Linked DNA regions of Homo sapiens: region 2 is linked to region 1. The links are chromatin loops, found by intact Hi-C in ENCODE. Cell type or tissue: A673. All regions are shown on one strand.

Region 1 (8,000 bases):
CTTTGCCACAAATTCTTATGCAGCTTCCACAGCATGGTCTCCAGACAATGACAGGAGCCCTGTGCAGAAGCAATATGATGAGAAAAAATAGCATCAGGAAGGGATTGTAGTGTCTGACAAAGGCAGTGCCTGTCAGGGATGGTCAAGCCCAGCAGGTGCCACCTGTTAATTGTAAAACCATAATATTTATTAAAAACATAACTTTGCTCCCCGCACTAAGCTAGTGTACTTTACGCATGTTATTTTAATTGTTCACCATCCTATGAGATAGTTTCATCTCATGGATACGGTGTTATAGAATCAGCATGGTAACTGACTGGATTTGTTCAAGAACACACAAGGCACACCCCAGGAAACAGACACACTTGTGGGGTGAGCTGGCCAGGAACTGAATATCAGATGAGTGTTTCCGGTGGCTGTTTTATTCATGTGACCCCATTCAATTTCACAGATTGGTGAACCCCTGGAAAATGTGGGTGGTAATAATAAAGTAATCATACTGGGTTAAGGAGAAGGTAGATAAACACAAATCACAAATAACACAAAGTAATCTATGCTCAAATATCCGGAGGGATGGCACTGTCCTGACAACCCCAGGATAGCTCTGTAACTAGGAGGAAACTGATTAGCACTGATTGCTAGCAGATTGCTGTCCCCTGCAGGGCGAGAAGAGAGAAGACACGCCTTGGGGATGTGCATGAGGGTGGGAAGCTTCTCACCATCCTCCCTCTCTCCCTGCCATCCTTAGGGGAGGCTAATTAGCTGGTGCCTATTCCTAAGCCCCAAAGAAGTGACTGCTCCTTCACTACACTTAGGTCAGTGGTCTCAACTTCAGCTACTGGGTGTTAGAACCACCTGGGGGTTTTAAGAGCGTCCCCATTCACCCTTTCAGAGATATATAATGTACTCGGTCTGAGGTATGGCCTGGGGGCATCAGGAATTTTTAAAGGTCCCCCAGCTGTTTCTGATGTGCAGTTGCTAAGGTTGAAAACACCTGGGTTACAGCAAGCCCTGATACAGGAGAATTGATTGCACTTACATTTATTGAGCAACTATTATCCCCAGCCATTGTGTTGGGTGCTTTATACAGATCCTTTATAACCCTTAAAATCAACTTGCAAGTGGCTATGATCATCTTAAGGTTGAGTCAAGGTCACAGACAGTGCATTCCATTTGCCAGTCCCTAAACCCAATCTTTTTCTGCTAAATCTGTTTCCTCTTCTGGAAGGACAATACCGTCATTCCAAACACCGAAAGAGAGATAAAAAGAGATCACAGACTGTCTTCTCAGACACTCTTTGTTAAAGATATCTGTGAAGAATTGTGAAGAGAGGCTCTATGACACCTTTTCCACAAAGATTGCATAATTGCCATTGAACCTGCCTCCTTCCTCGCAGTTTTGCTGCCCATACCTCCAGAAAGGGTCTGTCTCTGTTACCTGCTACTTCCTTTTTCTCATCCTTATAATAGCACTCATTCCTAGTGCTATGCTAGGTGCTAAAGGATATAGCAGAGATGGGGTACACAGTGCTTGTCTTCAGGAAAATCCTGACTTCGGTGATTGAGTGACAAGTATTAAATGAAACTACTTTGGAATAGTAATATAGAGAAGGAGGCTAATCACGTGAAAAGGCCGTGAATTGCTCTAACTCCTTATTTAAAATGTGGACCTTAGACCAGCTGCACCAACATCATGTTAGAACTTATTAGAAATGCAGACTCTCAGGCCCCGTCCAGACCTACTGATTCAGAATCTGCATCTTCAACGATCCCTGTGTGATGCATTTGTACATTAATGTTTGAGAAGTCATGGTCATGAGCTGTAGCAGCATTACTTTGGTCCCATTTATTTGCAGTAGGAACACCTGTTTTATCCTTTCTTTCTTTTTTTTTTTTTTTTGAGAACTAGAACCGCCCCCCCCTCCCCCACAACACACACACTTTTTTTAAGGGCATAGTTGCAATTCTCCCTGCCCTTCTTAAAGCACAGAAAACCAAGATGAGCAGAGAACTGGGATCTTGTTCATAACTAAGTCTTTTGTAAGGCTTCCTTATATGGCCCCAGGTGCCCTGGCACAGCTGCTGATATTTAGTTACATTCTGCACCAGCAATTCTAGCATTTGGGAATGAAATTCATTTTTCTCTCTCTGGATTATGAAGGCCCGGGGCAAAGGAGGTGAAGAAAGCGGCACTCGGAGGAAATCTGTATTGGAAGTATCAGGTGTGGCAGTGAAGTCAGAAGCATTTTCATTTTAGGTTCTGGCCTTTTATTTAGGCCTTGGCAATCTATCCCTTTAAATGGAGATGGGAGAATTTCTTTAATAAGGCCACAAAGAAAGATTTGTAGTTCTAAATGGCTCAACATTTGACTCACAAGCCCTCATATTGAGTTACACCCTAAATAGGGTTTGTGTTCTGTTTGCAATAATTACTCTTGGAAACGTTCAGTGAAGTCTTCTCGATCATGATCTTCAAACACTTGTAATATTAATTGTTCCATTTAATAAGGAAATCGCAGCCCCATTTAACCTTACGTCAGTGTATGATTTTCATTTAGTCAAGTAATGAAGTGAATAGGTTCTTCAGATCCTGGATCTCTTTAATGAAACTGTTCTGCAACTTGTTTTATCATTAAGAATAAAGACCCACCTTTGCTATTGAACATAGCCAGAAACAAAACCTACTCAAAGGGAGGAATGAATTTGCACAGACTGGGAAACTCTGGAGTTCAAAGAATGTGGGTGACTTTGAAACAAACTGTGTTGATTCTTGCAAAGTTGCAGAATTATGCAATATAATGTTTGCATTTGGAAGAATTAATTATGATCCCAAGTCATGGGTTAGAAATATAATTAAACTGATTAGTGTCATAGGATAAAAATAAAAAGCGAGGTTGTGACAGCTTCCCGTGTCCCCCTTTCCCCTCCCCCAGAAAGGCTCTTAAAGGAACTTTTAAAACATAAGCCTTTGTTCCCTCGATCTACGGTGCCCAGGTCAGGCGGACCCTGCGGCGTGGCTGAAATATTTCAAACAGTCACTCACAAATGTGTCATTTGACCTGCTGTTCTTCCAAAGAGGTATGAAAAATATGTTTCTTGCTGAGATAACTTGAAATCAAATAAACATAATCTCTTTAATTCTTTCTAAATAGTTCCATATTTTAAATCTAAACACAATAGAACACAAAGCTTCTGGTTTTAAAAAAAGTTTTTTTATTTTTTATGTGTGTGGTGATGTTGGATTTTTCTTCCTTTTAGTTCATGTTAGTTTGAATGTAAGAGTATAATTTACATTTAAAACCGTGGGAATATATTTCCCTCAGTTTGGAGACACACACAGCATATGGCAATGAGTTTACTTGGTTAAATGTATAAGTTTGCTTTTATGAGTGCTATCTTTAACAAGGACAGATGTTCTTACTTATATTAACCATCACTTGACAGACCAGAGGAGTCTTCACCATGGCTTGCAACAAATTGAACAATATTTTCTTATGTAAAATTGGTTCTGGTCCATTGTTTTGATTTATTCGAAATAATGGCACTCACTCAAGTTTGTAATAACACTGTCACGGCTGAAGGGAGTTTGCTTTAGGTATTATATCTATTATCTGCTCCCTCTCCTTTCTTTAAACAGAATCTCTAAGGGGAAAGTCTAAATGTGGCTCAGATTTAAGAAGAAGAAGAAGAAAAAAAAAAACCCAAAAGCTTCGCTAAAACCTCACGGTGTAGGATGTTATTTTAGATTGTTTTAAGATTTTTAATAATTCTTGTTTGTTTGCCTTTGGCTTTGAGCATTGGATAAAACAGAACTTGCCTTATTCTTAGGGGAGAATTACATGGCGTGGAGTTGTCACACAGTGCTCCATCCATTTTCTTTGCTGTTTTATGAGGCAATCCTACCTAACCTTTTGCCCAAACAAGAAGTATTTACCTAGTACTCCCCAGCAGTGGATACAGATAGCAGTTTGGAAGTGTTTGCTTTTCTTCACCACCACTAGAGTATGCTCTAGTGCCATAAGATCTGCATGTTTTTTTCTTTAGATTGTTGGCAAGGTGGATGATGAAATCCCTAGAAAAAACAAAACAAAAAAACACCTTTCCATCTAATTATAGAAGTGTCCCTTTAATTGTCTTAGTAAGACTGGATTATGTTCGCCAATTTGATTAAGGTAGAACTGAAGACAACTTCAACATTCACGCATGTCAATATTTTGGGTGAGTTTATATTTTGTATTTGAAGTTGTTCTACTCAGCTCCAGTGCGGTGGTGAGAAATACTATGTCCCTTCCATCCACAAGCTACATTTTCTGGCAATAACTCTTTCACTTATAAGCATCACTGTGGGCCCAGCACATGAATGTGTGGTGAGGTTACTTGGGCAGAATTAACACCTTCGAAGACAGAAAGGTGTCTGCAAGCCAGGATGGATGTGTCTCCCATTTTTGTTCATCTCCACCATCTTTAAAAAACCAAAACAAACAAACAAAAAAACCTAATCGCTATCTACGTGGCAGACCTTCATCAATAGCAATACATTCTCTAGAATTAGAAGGCTTAGCTTGAGGGTCTGCTGCCCTCGTCTCAAATCCCTGGCAGAAGCCCCTGCACTTGATCTTGGGTGCCCGGGGTAGTGGTAAGAGCACAGTGCAGGATCCCCGTGGTGGCTGGCTATGCTGGAGAACTGCTCTGTGTTCATCACTGTGATTCCAGCACATTTGAGCAGCGCCTCTTCCTTCATCCCTCTATTAGAACATCTTCATTCTTATCTTCCATCTTCCTTTCTCCCTAGGAGAGGGCAGGTCATTGAGATTCTCTCTTAGTACTGTGGCCCTTCAGTTCCTTTTATGCCTCTGGTGACCTAACGTCCTTTTGCTCCTGGACATTTAAACAGCTTCAAACCCCAGATAACTTCCTCCTCAGGTACATTAATCATAATTTCTCCAGCAAAGGCTAAATCAAGGTCCTTATAGCTGGGACTGTTTGTCTCCCTGGATGTCTAAGACTCCTGCTCAGGGTCCAGTGACTACCACCTCTGGGTCTTTCATTCTCCTTCTGACCAGAGAAGGTTGCCCAAGACTGCTTTCCCAAAACTATGTGACTGGGTCTGCCTGGACAGATGGAGGCCCAGCTAAGAGGGAAGCTTTGTGTGCCAACTTGAACAGGTTGGCTCCAGAGGGACCGCAGTCCAGAGAGCCATCTGAGATGGCCCAGACTGCCACACTTCCTTTGCCTCTAGATGGGTTAAAGGGACCCCTGTAGATGTCAAGTACCACCTGCGTGGTACTTGATGATCCTCTATTCCTGTGAACATCAAGTTAGATTCAGAGTCGATGGCGTTCCAGCTTCCTTTTCAGATGGTGGTGAATGCTCTTCAGTTGAAGCTGTCTCTTGCACAACGGGGACACAAAGAGGTATCTTGGGAGATTTAGAAACACCCCTTCCAGTAATCTCCACCCAGCCCCTTTCAAAGCCACCCCAAATAAAAGTAGAATCTAAACAAAAGCAGTGCACCTGCTATGCAGGTACAACTTGAAGCCAAGTCATGTAACGAGCGGCCCTTCCAAGTTCTAACAACAGCCCCATCCCTACGGACATCAAGTCATCATTCTTCTGGTGTGGAGACCCCACGCTGACTCCTGAACAAATCCTTAAGACTTCTGTTCCAGAGACTTAGGAGAGCTAGCCCCTACTGGGCTCTAAGCCTCTGGGGATAAATGAGCACAATCTGCCCTATTCCTTATCCTGGGGTTCTGTCAGGACCAGGAGCCCCCAGAGTGCCAGGTTCTATGGACCTCAGAAACCTCTGAGAATACCCATGAAGATGGCTTATGTGGTTAACAAAGCTCCCGCACTGACTCTCACTGGCCCTGAGTCTCCTCCTACTCTCTTGAAGTTTCTTCTGCCTCTGTGCTTGTGTGACTTGCAGACATCTTTGGGCAGCAAAAGCAAAAGCATACCCAGCAATCTTCTTCTTCTTACCTGGGCAGCAGCATAAAACTATGCATAGAAAAAGCACAGGCTCCAAATTCCTCCACTTGTTAGTGGTGTGATCTAGGAGGATTATGCAAACTTTCTGTGCCTCAGTTTTCTTTTTTGAAAAAGGAAGGTAACATGTGACACCAGGCTTAGTGTGGCATACTGCCATCCCCAAAGTGAAAATCAGTGCTATCAACTGAGGCAGAGAATTCGTCAAGCTAAGTGCATTAACTGATCCATTCATCTGAAGTTGGTTTACTCAATCATATTTGACAAAATCTCCTTTAAGTAGGAAGTATTATATTATTCCTTCATGGATTGATATCACTTATCAAACAAGCTGTAATTCAAATGGCAAATGTTTGACAGACTTGAAAAGAAAAAAAAATTCTGAGGTTTGCAAAAGCATAAATATGTTTTCATACCATGCTATTGAATTTTCCCCACCAAACATGTCATAATATATTGAGTTTTTTTGGTCATTACAATTATTTAACTGACATTTATTAAATGTACTGTGGGAAAAGTTGGAGGTATAAAAATGAAAAAAAAAAGTTCCAATATATAAGCTACTCATATCCCACCTGGGGATACAGCCACACACCTAGGAGCTGAAAAGACAGTTTGTCAAATAGAATTTGTGCATAATTATGGTTGCTCATAGTTTATGACGATGAATGCTATTTGATACTCCTATATCAAAATACAAATGCATTTATATTTGGGAGTATTTTCCCCCAAGCAACTTTACCCGTTGAATATAGTGACAGGAATGTGTATTATAGAAAGAACTTTGGACTAAAACCCAGTTTCAGTTCTGCCATCAACCAGCTGTGTGGCTCGGGTGAGATGCTTAACCTCCCTGGTGTCAGCTTCCTTACCTGTTAAATGAAGAGTTGTTGCATGTTCTCACAAGTGGGAGCTGAACATTGAACACACATAAATGTGGGAACAACAAACACTGTGGATTACTAGAGGGTGGAGGCTGGGGTGGGTTAAAAAACTATGTACTGGGTACTACGCTCACTCCCCGGGCGATAGAATCAGTACTCCAAACCTCAGCATCACGCAATATTCCCATGTAACAAATCTGCATATGTACCCCCGTATCTAAAATAAAAGTCGAAACTTTAAAAAGCCCGAAGGGCTGTACCTTTAGATCAGTGGGACCCAGACCAAGCTAATCAAGACCTGGGAAGCTCTAGAAATGTTCAGCTATTCAGGCTCTATCTGGAACTACTAATTAGCATTGACAAGGGTAAGCCCAGGAATGGGCAGTTTTGAAAAGCTCCACCAGATGTTTCTGATAATAAGCCATGTTTCAGAAATATTAATACTGCATTAGAAGGCTGGGCGTGGTGGCTCATGCATGTAATCCCAGCATTTTGGGAGGCTGAGGTGGGCAGATCACTTGAGGTCAGGAGTTCAAGACCAGTCTGGCCACATGGTGAAACCCCATCTCTACTAAAAATACAAAAATTAGCCAGGTCTGGTGGCGTACACCTGTAATCCAAACTACTCGGGAAGCTGAGGCAGGAGAATCACTTGAGCCCAGGAGGTGGAGGCTGCAGTGAGCTGAGATCACACCACTGCACTCCAGCCTGGAAGACAAAGCGAGACTCTATCTCAAAAAAAAAAAAAAAAAAAAAGAAAGAAAGAAAAGAAATACCACGTTAGAAAACTGGCTACAGTTGGTCTTTCATTGGCATGGCTCTCTTCGTACTCTATTTAAAGAAATACCTCAAGAAGAATCTCTCAAATTCAACTCATCTCCACCATCACCCTCCTTGCTCCTTGCTGACTGATTTTGGGACACGTTGCTTTGCACCTGCAGCGTTGGCCACACACCTCTGCTCCTCCTGTGTCCTTGGGGCCCTCGTCCACTGGGAGTCCCACACTGTTCTGACTGCTTGCGTTCTGCCCCTGTAGCTCACTAATTCCTATGTCTGAAGCCACTTACGGGGATAAATCCAGTTCCTCCCACCCCAACCCCACCCCCACCACCCCTCTTATGCACATAC
Region 2 (8,000 bases), 820 kb after region 1:
TTGTACATATATACCACATTTTGTTTATCCATTTGTCTGCTGATGGACATCTGGGTTGTTTCTACCTTTTGGCTATTATAACTAATGCTGCTATACATTTTTATTTTTATTTATATATCTATTTATTTATTTCGAGAGACAGGGTTTCACTCTGTCACCCAGGCTAGAATGCAGTGGTGGGATCGTAGCTTACTGCAACCTGGAACTTCCAGGTTCAAGGTCAATCCTTTGGCCTCAGCCTCCCATGTAGCTGAGACCACAAGTGTGCACCATCACACCCAACTAATTTTTAAATTTTTTGTAAAGACCCCCTATGTTTCCCAGGGTGTCTTGAACTCCAAAGCTCAAGAGATCCTCCTGCCTTGGCCTCCCAAAGCACTGGGATTATGGCCTATAAATGTTTATAACACTGCTGGGTAGCTGTTTCCTGCTACTTCATTCTCAAGTTACAGGACTTTGATGAGCGCATACATTAACTTCCTAGTGGTTTATTGTGTTTTTGCCAGGAGTGTTTGTAGGAGGGCACTAAGGAACCCACAAATTCAGAGGCTTTGACTAATGACGTTAACGCCTAGTGAAAGACAGAACTCTCCTAGGCTGAAAGAACACTGAATTTATATATAACTTAATAGGTATTATTAGTATATTTAAAGAAAGAATGTGTCGAGATTTGGAAGTGGCTTGTATAAAAGTGTAGAAAAAGTTGAAGTGGAAGATGCAATTTGAAGTTAGAGAACCTTGATATGCAGACTGTAAATTATAAGTCACTGGAACAGACACATGCATTTTGGAGACAGACACAGAAAATGATTACAGCATGATAATGCATATTTAACTAAACAGACAAAAAGGCCAAATTATAAACTTTTTAAACAAGTCTTTCCAATAATCTGCTTGATGGTCATGCCTCATCATTTCCTCCTAGCTCCCAGAACTTTTTTGTTCAGAGTTTAACGTAATAATTAGCTGTACAATTATTTGTTTAATGTTTCGCTCAATGAGGATAGGGATAATGGTTGTCTTTTGCATAGTGCCTGCTACATATAAACATGAGTCTCTTGTAAGTTTGGTTGCTCTAATACATTCAGATCACAACCTTGAAATTACGTGCCAATACCTGGAAAGTTAAAGCTGTCAACTCTAGGTAATCCACCAAAATAAAATTGTGTTATAGTAAAGTCAATCAAGCAGCCTTTCCTGGTAGACTTTCCAGCACGTTGGGCTTCTCTCAAACTCCAGCAGAACTCAGGATTGCTCAAGATAGGAAGATACAAAGATATGAAAGAAATTTTCATTGATATTCCAAAATGATCTCTGTGGAAATGTGCACAAGCACTTCATTTACTATAATGATTCCTTCCTAGCAAGATATTTCAAGATTTTAACCATTTTATCTAAAGTGGAAACTAAAATATAGATAGAATAATGCAAAACAAAAGTACAACATAGTTGGCAGGGCTCAGTGGCTCACGCCGATAATCCCAGCATTTTGGGAGGCCGAGGCAGGTGAATCACCTGAGGTCAGGAGTTCGACACCAGCCTGGCCAACATGGTGAAAACCAATCTCTACTAAAAATACAAAAAGTTAGCCAGGCATAGAGGCACACACCTGTAATCCCAGTTACTCAGGAGGCTAAGGCACGAGAATGCTTGAACCCAGGAGGCAGAGGTTGCAGTGAGCCGAGATAGTGTCACTGCACTCCAGCCTGGGAAACAGAGTGAGACGCCGTCTCAAAAAAAGAAAAGAAAAGAAAAAAAAAGTACAACATAGTTAATAGTTTTTTTAATGACTAATTTACCTTTTCACTCAGATTTTTCAACCAACTTAGAAACGATGATAATAGGGATGAGAAATTTACCCAAAGAAAAAACAGAGAATCCAAACAAAAAACAGAATACTTTGCTTGTTCTCAGAAAGTAGCAATGGCAGCTGGAGGAATAGAACTCATATGTCCTGGATTTCCAGTTTCAGGACTTTTCTTCCTCAAAGAAAGACTGTTTTGTGAACATGAAAGTGACCTGACTGAGCTATTTTCCAGTGCCAGCCATATTCCATATAGCAGAAATAAGCTTTGCTAAGCAACTCCCTCTATTAAGGTGCTGCTTCTCTCATTTGGCCTCCCAGAAAACCCATATCCTAACTCCACTGTTCAAATAAGACCCATCAGTTCAGATGCTGTCAATAACAGTACTGGACCTTCAGAGCTCTTTAATGAAGAGTTTTATGAGAATTAAACAAAAGTACTTTAGAATGACTTTTTTTTTAATAGTGGAGGAAGAAGCAGGTATGGTTTTCTACACAGTTAACATGAGCAAAATTCTCGCAGCATTCGATAAGTTGCTGTTGGTAATCTTAAATTTCTTTTCTTGAGGGACTGTGGAAAACCTCTGGCCAAGTGTAGCTTGGAAAAGGATGGCTATAATCTGAACTTTTCTTCTTGTAGCTCTAGCTAATGCTCTTTTGCATGTCCCACATGGTTCCCACACCTATATTTCATATTCTGATATCTGGGTTCTTATTTCCTTTAGAAATTTTCTTAGGCTGTCTTGCATAACAGCAAATATTTACAAAAAGTTTACCTTGTACCAGACGCCTGCTCTAAGCATTTATATGTCTCACAACAAACCTTATGAGATGGGTACCATTATAATTGCATTATACAGATAAGGAAAATCAGGCACAGAGAGGTTAAGAAATTTTCCAAAGTCATATAGTTAGTATGTGGCAGAAATTAGGGATTCAAACTCCATGCAGTTAACTACTATTCCATATTGCTTTTCTAAGTACCAGGTACTTGATCACAGAATTCTTAAGGCTCACTTTCACCAGCATGCTCAGAAAAAAGCCTATTTCTATTACCTTCCCTTTTTATTTCCTATGCTGTTTGGCACAGAAACTCCAAATTCGTTTGAGTTGCAAGAGAGCAATGAGAGATGGTAAGAAAGACTACACAGATACTATCTCTGTTATATCGAGATATATGTGATTTTGCACATACAAAGATGCTTGCAGTTGCCTTAAACCTACTATTTTTTTGTGCCTGTAATTTTTAGGACATCCTGAGCTGACTGAAATTACAATTCTATTAAAGTGTCAGGAAATTAAAGCATGTAAAACATCATAAATATTCCCCCTAATATTATAATTACACCATGCTCTTCCTTTAGCAAGTTACTGTTTATTTTTTAAAAAAATATTCTTGGCCGGGCACGGTGGCTCAAGCCTGTAATCCCAGCACTTTGGGAGGCCAAGGCAGGTGGATCACCTGAGGTTAGGAGTTCGAGACCAGCCTGGTCAACATGGTGAAACCTCGTCTCTACTAAAAATAAAAAAATTAGCCAGGCGTGGTGGCATGTGTGCTTGTAATCCCAGCTACTTGGAAGGCTGAGACAGGAGAATCACTTGAACCTGGGAGGTGGAGGTTGCAGTGAGCTGAGATCATGCCACTGCACTCCAGCCTGGGCAACAGAGCAAGACTCTGTCTCAAAATAAACTAAAATAAAATAAAAAATTCTCTTTCATTGATATTTAATGGATTATGCATTCCTAATCAGAAAAAAAATGAAACTACTTCCATTTTGAAAAATATGTATAGTAAATCCTGGAGAAAAAAAAATTGTGTCACCTATTTCCTTGTTTTTCCACAAATTAAAATCAGGCCATATATATATATAATGGATGCCATTTCTCAATGGAGAATAGATTCACTTTCCAGGATTAAAAAACAAACAAACAAACCACACACACACAACTCAACTACATGGCAATATTCATTGTGTGAATGTCAACACTAGATTTCCTTGACACTAAATTTTCTTGCAACTATTAATATAACTATTAATAAAAAGATAATACTTACTGACAAGACCTTACATTTCTTTTGTTGAAAATATCACAGTTGATTAAAAATGTTGAAATTTTTTATCTTATGCAAACATATTTTATTGCTGTGCAAGATTGCCCTCTTGTGTTTTCTCTAGTTAAGTCATTATTTTTTATTGATTTAATATTAGCTTTTAACTTTTCCATCTAAAATTAACTCATTACTAAATGAATTTCAAAGCCTTTTATTCCAAACCACACAGATCAGAAGTTAATATTAGTGTTATGGTTTGTGGTATATAGTGTACCTTTTTAAATATATGAACTAACTTATAAAATACTACGGCCTAAGGGTAAGAAAAAGCAGAGTCAAACAGAAGTAAATACATAAAGAAAAATTTAGAATAATGTCAAGGAATTCTAAAGCCCTGATACTAACTTCCTACATTAATGATACAGCCAATTAGTCTATTAGTATAGGTCTAGCTTAATATCTTTGCGGTCTATTTCTTCCTTTGCTTATTTAATTACTATAGGTATATAAAAACACAATAACATTCTTTATTGTTTTGAAATTTTTTCCTTGTGTATTAAATTAGCATTTTTCTTTTAAATATTGCCTAACTAAAACAAGTATTCTCATATGTTGTTAGTGGAAATGTAAATTTGGTACACTCTCTTTGTAAATTAAATCAGCAGTATATATTAAGAACCTTAAAAAATAATTAGGGGCCGGGCATGGTAGCTCACGCCTGTAATCCCGCCACTTTGGGAGACCAAGGCATGTGGATCACATGAAGCCAGCAGTTCGAGACCAGCCTGGCCAACATGGCGAAACCTCGTCTCTACTAAAAATACAAAAATTAGCCGGGTGTGGTAGCACGTGCCTGTAATCCCAGCTACTCAGGAGGCAGAGTCAGGAGAATCGCTTGAACCCTGGACGCAGAGGCTGCAGTGAGCCAAGATCACACCACTGTACTCCAGCCTGGATAAGAGACAAGACCCTGTCTCAAAAAAAAAAAAACCAGGTTTGCTTCTAGGAATTTTTATTATTATTATTATTATTATTATTATTATTATTATTGAGACAAAGTCTCGCTCTGTTGCCAGGCTAGAATGCAGTGGTGTGATCTCCACTCATTGCAACCTCCACCTCCCAGGTTCAAGCAATTCTCCTGCCTCAACCTCCCAAGCAGCTGGGACTACAGGTGCACGCCACCATGCCCAGTGAATTTTTTAATTTTTAGTAGAGACGTGGTTTCACCATGTTGGCCAGGATGGTCTTGATCTCTTGATCTCATGATCCGCCCGCCTCAGCCTCCCAAAGTGCTGGGATTACAAGGCATGAGCCACCACACCCGGCACTTCTAGGAGTTATCTTAAGAGCATAATCCTAAGCATTCAAATAATTTTATGCCTAAACTGCTCATCATAGCATTATTTATAGTGCAAACATTAAATAAACATTATAGTGCTGCTTTCCCTTCTGACACTTTATTATTTGGAGGAAGAACAAAATAGAGCTAGGCGATGAATTCCTTCACCATAACCTAAGCATGGTCCTGTGTTAGATTAGATTGGAATGCAATCATACAGTGAAATCTTTTGCAATGAATAGAATTTTAAGGTAATATTTAAAATAACACAAACTTTTAAAGTGCTATGATGTTAAGTTTAGAAAAATCAGGATATAAATGTGTAGGTATATGTGTATGTGTGTGTGTGTATCGTAGTAATCTAAAAGTAATCCTCCTGAAACTACACACAAAGACTAAAATGTAATGTTTCAAAATATTACTAGTGGTTGTCCTTTGGTTGTGGTATTATGTTGGGTTTTTCTTCATTTTTCACTTGTCTACATTTTCCATGTTTTTATGTTGAACATGTATTACTATTATAATAGATGAAATTCCCATGTTCTTATATTGGCAGAATTGAGGTACTGCTCCTCTTTATACAGATCAGGAATTCTGTGGGCTGTACAAGCTCAGAAAACTTCTCTAAAGAAAACCAAAGCTTCAGGCTGGGCCTAGCCAGGGCTCACGCCTATAATCCCAGCACTTTGGGAGTCCGAGTCAGGAGGATGAGGAGTTCAAGACCAGCCTGGGCAATGTAGTGAGACCCTGTTTCTACAAAAAATTACAAAATTAGCTCAGCATGGTGGTGCACACCTGTGGTCCTAGCTACTTGAAAGGCTAAGGTGGAAGGATCACTTGAGCCTTGGAGATTGAGGCTGCAGTGAGTCATGATTGTGCCACTGCACTCTAGTCAGCGTGACTGGGTGACACAGTGAGACCATTTCGAAATAAAGAAAGAAAGAAAGAGAGAGAGAGAGAAAGAAAGAAAGGAAGGAAGGAAGGAAGGAAGGAAGGAAGGAAGGAAGGAAGGAAGGAAGGAAGGAAGGAGAAAGAAGAAAGAAAGAGAAAGAGGAAGAAGGAAAGAAAGGAAGGAAGGAGAAAAGGGAAAGGAAAGGGAAGGCAAGGAAGCTTCAGCAATTAGCTCAGATACAGCATCCAATTGAATGGCTGTAGATAAGTGGGGTGCCCCTACCCCGCTAAAAGAATGGGGAAGGTCCTTTCCTTCCTGATACTTTCCCTCTTAATACTTTTTTTTTGGACAAAGAGCAAAATAGAGTTAGGTGATGGATTCCTTCACCAAACAAGTAAAAGAGCAAACAAAGCAACCATTTATTAAGTACTTAATGCATGCTAGGTTGGTTGAAAAGGGTCAGAAGCTAAATGTGATGCGAGGCTGAACAAAAAGAAGGATGATTACAGAACTTAAGCCATCTTGTAGGACCTCAGCTTACAGCTGAAGAATTGGTTTTACTTACTGCCTGCAATTTTGCAACAATCCTTCTTTCCCTTATCTCTCATCCCCACTGCCAACAGCAATCCCTTTTCCAGACTGCAGCAAGAATGATCTTTTCAAAGAGCAAATCTTCAACAGATTCCAAGGGTACCTTGGGATAAAATTTAACCCCCTTGGGGTGGCTGACAAGGCCCTTTGTGATCTGGTTTCAGCTCTCTCATCTTACAGGCATTCTGATCTTCCCAGGCTTCATTTCTGATATTCCAGCTTGGAATGACCTCCCCTGTCTTGTTTGTCTAGCTAACTTCTGCTTACCCTACATGTCTCAGATTAAATATTGCCTTCATTGGGAAACCTTAGCTGCCCTTGCCATGTGCATCCATTGTAGTCACTACTTTCTCTATCATAGCCCTTTCTGAATGTTACTTAAATCTCTGGTTTAATTGTCCTTCTCCTCATTGTGACTAGGATCTGTGATGGCAAGTGCCAAGTCTGTCCTGTTCCTCATGGTACCTATACTGCCTAGCAGGCGAGCAGCTATTGTTCATTGAATGAATGAATAAGTGGGTGATTAAGTGAGTTAATCTGACCATATTTAACTTCTCAAAAACTTTCTTTCTTTGAAGAGGTACTCTAATTGATGCAAGTGCATACCAAACTAAAGATGATATACATTGTGGGATGGTGGTAGTCTTGGGGATACTGTGAGTACTTCATTCAGCACTGAAGTCCTAAATCCTGTTCCTTGTTCATGGATACATAGTAGTCCCCCTCTATCCACGGTTTCACTTTCCATGGTTTCAGTCAATCACAATGTGAAAATATTAAATGCAAAATTCCAGAAATAAGCAGTTCATAAATTTTAGGATGCACACTGTTCTGAGTCACATGATGATATCTTACACCATCCCACTCTGTCCCACTCAGGATGTGAATCATCCCTTTGTCCAGCATATCCGTGCTGTTTGTGCTACATGTCTGTTAGTCACTCAGTAGCCAGCTAGGTTGTCAGATTGCAAAAAGAGTATATATAGCACACTATCCATGGTTTCAGGCATCCCCTGGGGACTTTGGAACACACCCCCTGCAGATAAGGGGGGGCTACTAATTGCATATGTGTGTATAGACTTTAAGGATTTCTGAAATTAGTTTTTCAAGTCCCTGTGGGAAAAAATAAACATCGTGATACATTGATGGATTGTTTTTAATCCTGAAAAAAAAGGCCTCTTCATCTAACAATAGGGGATATTCATTAAATGTTCATAAAAAATCTTTACAGACACCAGAAAACATTTGTATAATATTAAGGTTTTTAAAAGTACACAAATTACATGTGCAGAAAAAGCTGATCTCTCCTATATAAAAA

What was found. Hi-C counts contacts between places; a loop is a spot of excess contacts. Peaks named below come from ENCODE experiments on the same cell type or tissue, not always from the same donor. Only the 100,000 strongest peaks of a DNase experiment are listed, where the experiment ranks them.
Region 2: it touches region 1 in a loop (5-fold over the local background); 4 of 110 quality-filtered maps call a loop at or near these places.

Annotation. Positions count from the first base shown.
Region 1 is chr14:56,552,133-56,560,132 of GRCh38, forward strand. No RefSeq gene overlaps it. Among named protein-coding and RNA genes, the nearest start is that of TMEM260, 24 kb to the right of the region's middle. RefSeq lists an enhancer at 2,636-2,805. In A673, CTCF peaks have their summits at 668 (motif pointing left), 867 and 3,989; DNase peaks (open chromatin) are centred at 649 and 4,009; H3K27ac peaks cover 2,010 bases.
Region 2 is chr14:57,374,898-57,382,897 of GRCh38, forward strand. No RefSeq gene overlaps it. Among named protein-coding and RNA genes, the nearest start is that of NAA30, 12 kb to the right of the region's middle. In A673, a CTCF peak has its summit at 3,964 (motif pointing left); DNase peaks (open chromatin) are centred at 484 and 6,424; H3K27ac peaks cover 1,449 bases.